Regions from separate parts of the Homo sapiens genome. Here region 2 is linked to region 1. Evidence: read pairs that join two places in POLR2A ChIA-PET (ENCODE). Cell type or tissue: HepG2. All regions are shown on one strand. Links, peaks and the distances in the headings refer to the core of each region. The heading gives the core; the rest is flanking DNA. Region 1 holds the start of LINC00261 (long intergenic non-protein coding RNA 261). Region 2 holds the start of LOC105372563 (a long non-coding RNA gene).

What was found. Peaks named below come from ENCODE experiments on the same cell type or tissue, not always from the same donor. Only the 100,000 strongest peaks of a DNase experiment are listed, where the experiment ranks them.
Region 2: POLR2A ChIA-PET joins it to region 1 with 10 read pairs; 4 of 35 experiments call an interaction of 5 or more read pairs at or near these places.

Annotation. Positions count from the first base shown.
Region 1 is chr20:22,577,009-22,579,913 of GRCh38, reverse strand. LINC00261 (long intergenic non-protein coding RNA 261) reads left to right here and starts at 1,272. Exons shown (of 4, transcript NR_001558.3): 1 at 1,272-1,404. RefSeq lists enhancers at 1-513, 514-1,469, 1,470-2,425. In HepG2, for the core only: no CTCF peak of the experiment used is centred there; DNase peaks (open chromatin) are centred at 1,243, 2,003 and 2,583; H3K4me3 peaks cover 1,952 bases.
Region 2 is chr20:22,470,312-22,473,216 of GRCh38, reverse strand. It overlaps LOC105372563 (a long non-coding RNA gene), which reads left to right and starts at 1,679. Exons shown (of 3, transcript XR_001754711.1): 1 at 1,679-1,837. In HepG2, for the core only: a CTCF peak has its summit at 669; DNase peaks (open chromatin) are centred at 666, 1,596 and 2,536.

The DNA of each region.
Region 1 (2,905 bases), core at 298-2,797:
TGAAAACCAAGGCCGACAGCGCAAAGGGGAGTCTGGTGTTGGTTTTGCCCAGGACATCTGCTGGCTGGGCGAGGGCAGGATCAGTGTCGTCGCGGGTCAGGCAGACTTGGGAGCCACTCCCGCGCGCAGTGGCTTGCGGTGGGTAAAAACACTCCGAAAGCCTGGAGGCTAGGACTTTTTGCCTCAGGTTTCTAAGCTCAGGCTCCTTTTTTCAAGATTAGATCTTTGGGCTTCTTGACCATCCTAACCTGGAGTGTTCCAGCTACGCCCCAGACCTGGAGACTGTCTTTGAGTGCTACCTTGCTGGGGTCTCTGCCACCCCATCCCCCACCCCGCCGCCTTCCCCAACAAGCCTGGCCTTCCCACGCGCTTGAGGGGGGTTTGGCATCGCCTCCGCCTCCCACCCGCCACTGCCCCCCTCCCGCCACCAAATCCCTTTCTTAACATGCCACATTGTCCCGAAGAACACAAGGAAGAGAAATTGGGGAGGGGGGGATCCGGAGGCCACAGCCAGCAATCAGGCCGTCTCTCCTCCTAGCAAGGACACACACGTCGTGAGCCCGGCCTGAAATGTGTTTCATTATCACATAAAAGGCTCCCGTGGCGAAGGAGCCGAGAGGCAGGGCCGGGGGCCGAGTGGGGGACAATGGAGGCTGAAAGCGCTGCCCTAACCTGCTATGTTTCGTATGGCACGCCCATTGTGCGAGGGTCGTTTTAAACTACTTAGCGCGCCCCCCTTCACTGATCCCGGCCGATAAGATATAGTTCTGTCCGAATACATAAAAAGGATGTCGGGGAGCAGGCGCTTTCGGAGGCTTTTCTGTGCTTCTTGTGTCTTTCACGCCCCCCTCCCGCTTAAATCCCTCCCCTAGCCCGGGTTCCGAGATAACGAGCTCACAAATCGCCACTGCGCGCTTTCCCCAACTCTACTCATTGTGGGGTGCAGAGACTCTCCCCCCTCCTTTTTTTCCTTTTTTCCCCACGCTTTCCGCGCGCCGGTTTAAGCAACCATGATCTGTGAATAAACAAAGTCTGTAAACAACCGAAAAAAACATTCTAGATCCGAATTCCAGGAGGGTAAACTTTCCATGCCACGTCACACTTCAGCAAATTTGCACAGATATTATATTGCCTCCCCCCTCCTTTATTATTCTTTTTTTTTTTTTTTTGCCAGGATCCCATTGTACTTAACTGAATTTTATAACGCTGATCGATATCTTGGTAAAATATTCATTTTTAAACTAGCGGGCAGTGAAATCTTTGCTTTGTGTGCTAAAGTCAACAGTCGCTTGGTTTGAGCTCAAATAAATGCGGGGATGCCTCGGCTCGGAGCAGTCGGCCTCCTCCCTCCGCGAGCTGGACGCTCCGCAGCCCGCCCGCCAGCCGGCCCGCCGGCCGCCGCAGGTAGGGAGCGCGCCCACCCGGGGACCGCGCCCGGCTCCCCTCCTCAGCGTCCGCACCCCACTCCTGTCCGCTCACCGCCCCTCCCCCAGCCAGTCCTTCTCCCTTCCAGGGCTCGGACGCCCGGGCGGGCTTGGCTGGTGGTAAGCTCAGCCAACTGAGACTCAAGGCGTTGGGTTTTTTTGCAGGGGGTTCGGAAAGTGCATGACTTGGAAGGATGAGGGGTCGTAGAGTTGCAAACTCAGACCGCTTAGGCTCTGAGCTCAGTTAGAGGAGTTTGGTAGGGCCCCGAGGAAGCCACACAGGCCCCTCGAGCGGCTCGGGTCTGGGGATTCGATCTGAGAGCAGCATGTTTCCAGAGAACAGTGGAGGGTGGGGTGTGGGGAACCCCCTTGGCCCCAGAATCTAGTGTGGGGGTCAGCAGAAAATGATGTGCGTGGTGCATGGGAGTTTGAAGAGGCTGAGGCCGGAGCATGGTGACGCCCTCCCCTTGGCGCGCAGGGGTTCGAGTCCAGTCTCAACTCTTTCTCGGACACAGGCAGGCCGAGGAGACGATGGGGATCGTCATCAAGCAGCAGCAGGGGAGGGGCCGCGCCTTTCTAAGAGGCGAGTGAACCTTAGCTCTGGCTGCAGGAAGCGGCTGGTGGCCTTTTGCGCACAGCCGTGCTTGGCGGCAGGCAGGTTGGGGAGCCTCTGGGGTTACGAGCTGGGTCCAGGAGAGAAAGTCAGAAAGCAGACGCAGGGCCATTTATCATCGCATTCTCCCTGCAACCCAGTCGCCGATTTCCCCCCTTCCACGGGCAGGAGCACGCTCGCGCGTGCCGGGCTTGCCCTCGGGAATTCCGGAGGACGCGAGTTTGTAGGACCCAACAGAACCAGCCGCGTCTTTCCGCCGCCTGCGGAAAGGCGTGGACCTCGGAAAAATAGTAGTTCTGCTGCTGCCCCTTGAAACCTCATAAAGTTGTATTTCCCCAGGTGTCTACCAGCGCCCCCCCCCAATCCCTGCCCCCACGCCAGATCCACATTCTCTCTGGGGTCTTTTCTTTAAACGCCTGGGTAGCAGGCACTGTGAGAGGCCCGTGCCTGGCTGGGTTACTTTGGGTCTTTGGTCTGATGCGACAGGGAACTGGCACATGGAAATTGCCCACCACCCCCGACCGGAAAGCTTTTCCCATCTGCGCCGCAGTCACCAGACTTCGAACCCAAGTGGGCAGAAATCTGTTTCGTTGTTCAGCAGGGTCAGTGTTATGTAGTCACCTTCCTGTGTGGGGACCCTTGGTGGCCCCTCCTCTCCTTCCCTGGTGCCTTGGGCTGTGCGCCCGTGTCCACCGCACCCGAAGCCTGCTGGGGAGCGCGCCCGCCGCCCTCCGAGCCCCGGCTCGCCTCGGGTGGCTGGTTATCTTCGCTGAACATGATGGGACGCCTGCAGGACACACGGCAAGGCTAATCGTTTTTAAATAATTAATGCCTCCCGTTCCGCTGGTAATGCGCGGCGTCGAATCCT
Region 2 (2,905 bases), core at 193-2,692, 110 kb after region 1:
TTAGCTGAACTTGGTCAGGAAGACATTTCCTTTTCCTTTTTTTTTTTAAAAAAAATCTCTCTTTCCCTCTTTCTCTCCCCCTCCCCCATTTTATCTCATTTTGGTGCTTATAGGTTTTTATTCTATAAACACTTTGCCGTCTTTGTGACACGGACTCATTCAGGACATGTTTACAGTACTTAATGACATCTCCCTGAGAAATAATGAGAATGCCTTTAAAGGTTGTCTTCCTCCCCGTGCGAGCAGAGGGACGCACGCCAGGCCTGCGAGATGAGAGCCGAGGGTCTGGCGGGGGGAAAATTGACTTAATTTCTTTTCACCACATGAAATGGAATGTCTGGGTGATCTGACCTAAATGCATGGCCTAAAACCAATTAATTCTGAATTGCGAATTTGTGAGCGCATCAAGTTGTGCATGGAATTTCCGATGAACCAGACAACGCATACCTGCCTTGTTTGCAAAATGTGGAGATTTTTGCACATAAATTTGCCTAATGGTCCATTATTAAAGTGCAGCTTCAGTCATATTGTACCTCAGCTCGCGGGAAGACGTGTAGTGGTTCCCCGTGCCCTTCCTGTGGAATTCAAGTCCTTGGTCTGTCTTGCCTGGCCCTTAGCAGTGTGGCCCCGGCCTCTCCTCAGTGTGGGTGAACTCCCCCTACGGGTCAGGGTCCTTTAATGCTGTCATCAGAGGGGACCTTACATCCTGCTGCAATGGCTCTGAAGCTAGGCTTACACTACAATCCCTATGCACAGGGGGTGAGGTGCCGAGCCACTGTCATCATGGAGTTTGGGAGAAAACGCGCAGCTCACCACCCCCAACCTGGCCTTGACGCTCCCACTGCCGTGCAGTTACTCATTCTCTTTTCTGTGCCTGTTAGATTAACGCTCATTTCATTGTAATCGGTTTAATTCACCTAATGTTCATTGAGACTACTGTGCATGTGACACCGATTTGTTTGTGGGAAACAAAAATTAACCAGACATAGCAGCTGCTTAAATGACCAAATTAGAAGAAGTTGGCAGGAAATATAAATAACTATAATAAACGTTTAATTTGGTGACTTACAATAGAGCTATAATTAAAACACTACGAAAACACATAGAAGGGAGCTTGGTATGTGTTTCTGCATGTGTGTGGTGGTGTGTGTGGTGGTGTATATGGTATGTGTGTGGTGGTGTATGTGTGTGTGGTGGTGTGTATGGTATGTATGTGGTAGTGTGGTGTGCATGTGTTGTGCAGGTTGTGTGTGTAGTATTAGTGATGTGTGTGTAGTGTGATGCATGTGTGCACGGGTGTGCTGTGGTGGAGATGTGTGTGTGTGGTGTGTATCTGGTGTGTGTGTTTGTCTGTGGGGTGGGGCGGGCTGGGTGCTAGCAGGCTTCCTGGGAGAGAAGAGTGGAGTCTGAGAAGTGGGTGTGGCATCTCTGAGGAGGCGGGGTGGAGAAAGGGTGAGGGTGGCTGCGCACACATACAAACACACTACCACACCCATGGTTGTGGGCTGAACTGTGCCCCACTCCACTTCTAAATGTTGAAGGCATAACCCTGGTACCTCAGAATGTGACCTTATGTGGAAAGAGGACCTTATGTCGTTGCAGATGTGTTTACTTAAGATGATGTCATAATGGAATAGGGTAGGCCCACTCCAAGGTGACAACATGCAGGGAGGACGCCATGTGCAACCGTGGGCAGAGGCCGGGCTGATGGGTCTACAAGCCCAGGAAAGTCCGAGATTGCCAGCAAAACACCAGAAGCTGGGGGGAGGCATGGAGTGGGTTCTTAGAAGGAACCCACCCTGCAACACCTACATCTCAGACTTCAGCCTCTGAAACTGTGAGACATAAAATTTTCGTGCTTTAACCCACCCAGTTTGTAGAATTTGTTACACAGCCATGGCAAACAAATGCACCCAATGTCTAAAAGTCCTTTGATTAACGACTCACAGTTATCCTTTGAAAATTCCCAGAATAAAATGCAAATGTCAAGACTCACAGGAGTCAAGATTCAAACCTTTTGTGTATTTTAAGCATCCACATTTCACTCTTTTTGTTAAAATAAGAAGAACCATTCCAGGTCCAACTGTCTTCTGCAGACCTTCTGTGTGGAATCTTTTCCTGGAGTTGGAATAGCAGACTTGGGGATGGTGCTGTGGGTTTGTTTGGTTTATTGTTGAAATCCCAAGAAAGAACTTTCATTTGCAGCTGGTAAGTTGGTCTGAAGTCCCTTTATCGTCACCTGACCCAAGGCACATTCACCCAGACCCCAGACTTAAGCTGGCTAAAAGTCAGCTGGACTCTTACCTACTTTGTTGTTCCAGGAAAATGTGTTTTGTTTTGTTTTTGGGTTGAGTTTCACTGACCCTTCTCTGCCTCCTCCCTGCTCTATTTCCTTTTGGAGGGAAAATTATTTCAGAGATTTGCTGGATTTACTCATGAAGACTCCACCAATAAATTCCTAACTCAAAAGATTAAAGACATTTATGTACAGCATACAAAAAGAAAAAATCTTGCTTACATCAGAGTCCTGCTGTTTGTATAGCTTAATCAAACAGAGAATAATGTTTGACAGACAAGGACTAACACAGACATTTTTTGTTTTCTAAAACAAGCCTCAATTACTCAAAAAATGTTGCCTGCTTGGTTGGCTTTAAATGTTTTGATCTCCTTCTGATTTATGGCAGTCCCATGTATAGAAATAGATCTCCCCTTAACCACCTGTAAGCAGGTGTATCCCTTTAAGCACAGTTGCTAGGACCTGGGATTCATTCATCAACTGCAACTACTTGGAACCAGAAGCATTCAGCATCTTTTATCACTGTGACCCAGTCAGCAGGTCTATTTCATTATAAATATTCAATTCTATATAACCACGACAAAAGAAAAAAGGAAATTTAGGGAAAGA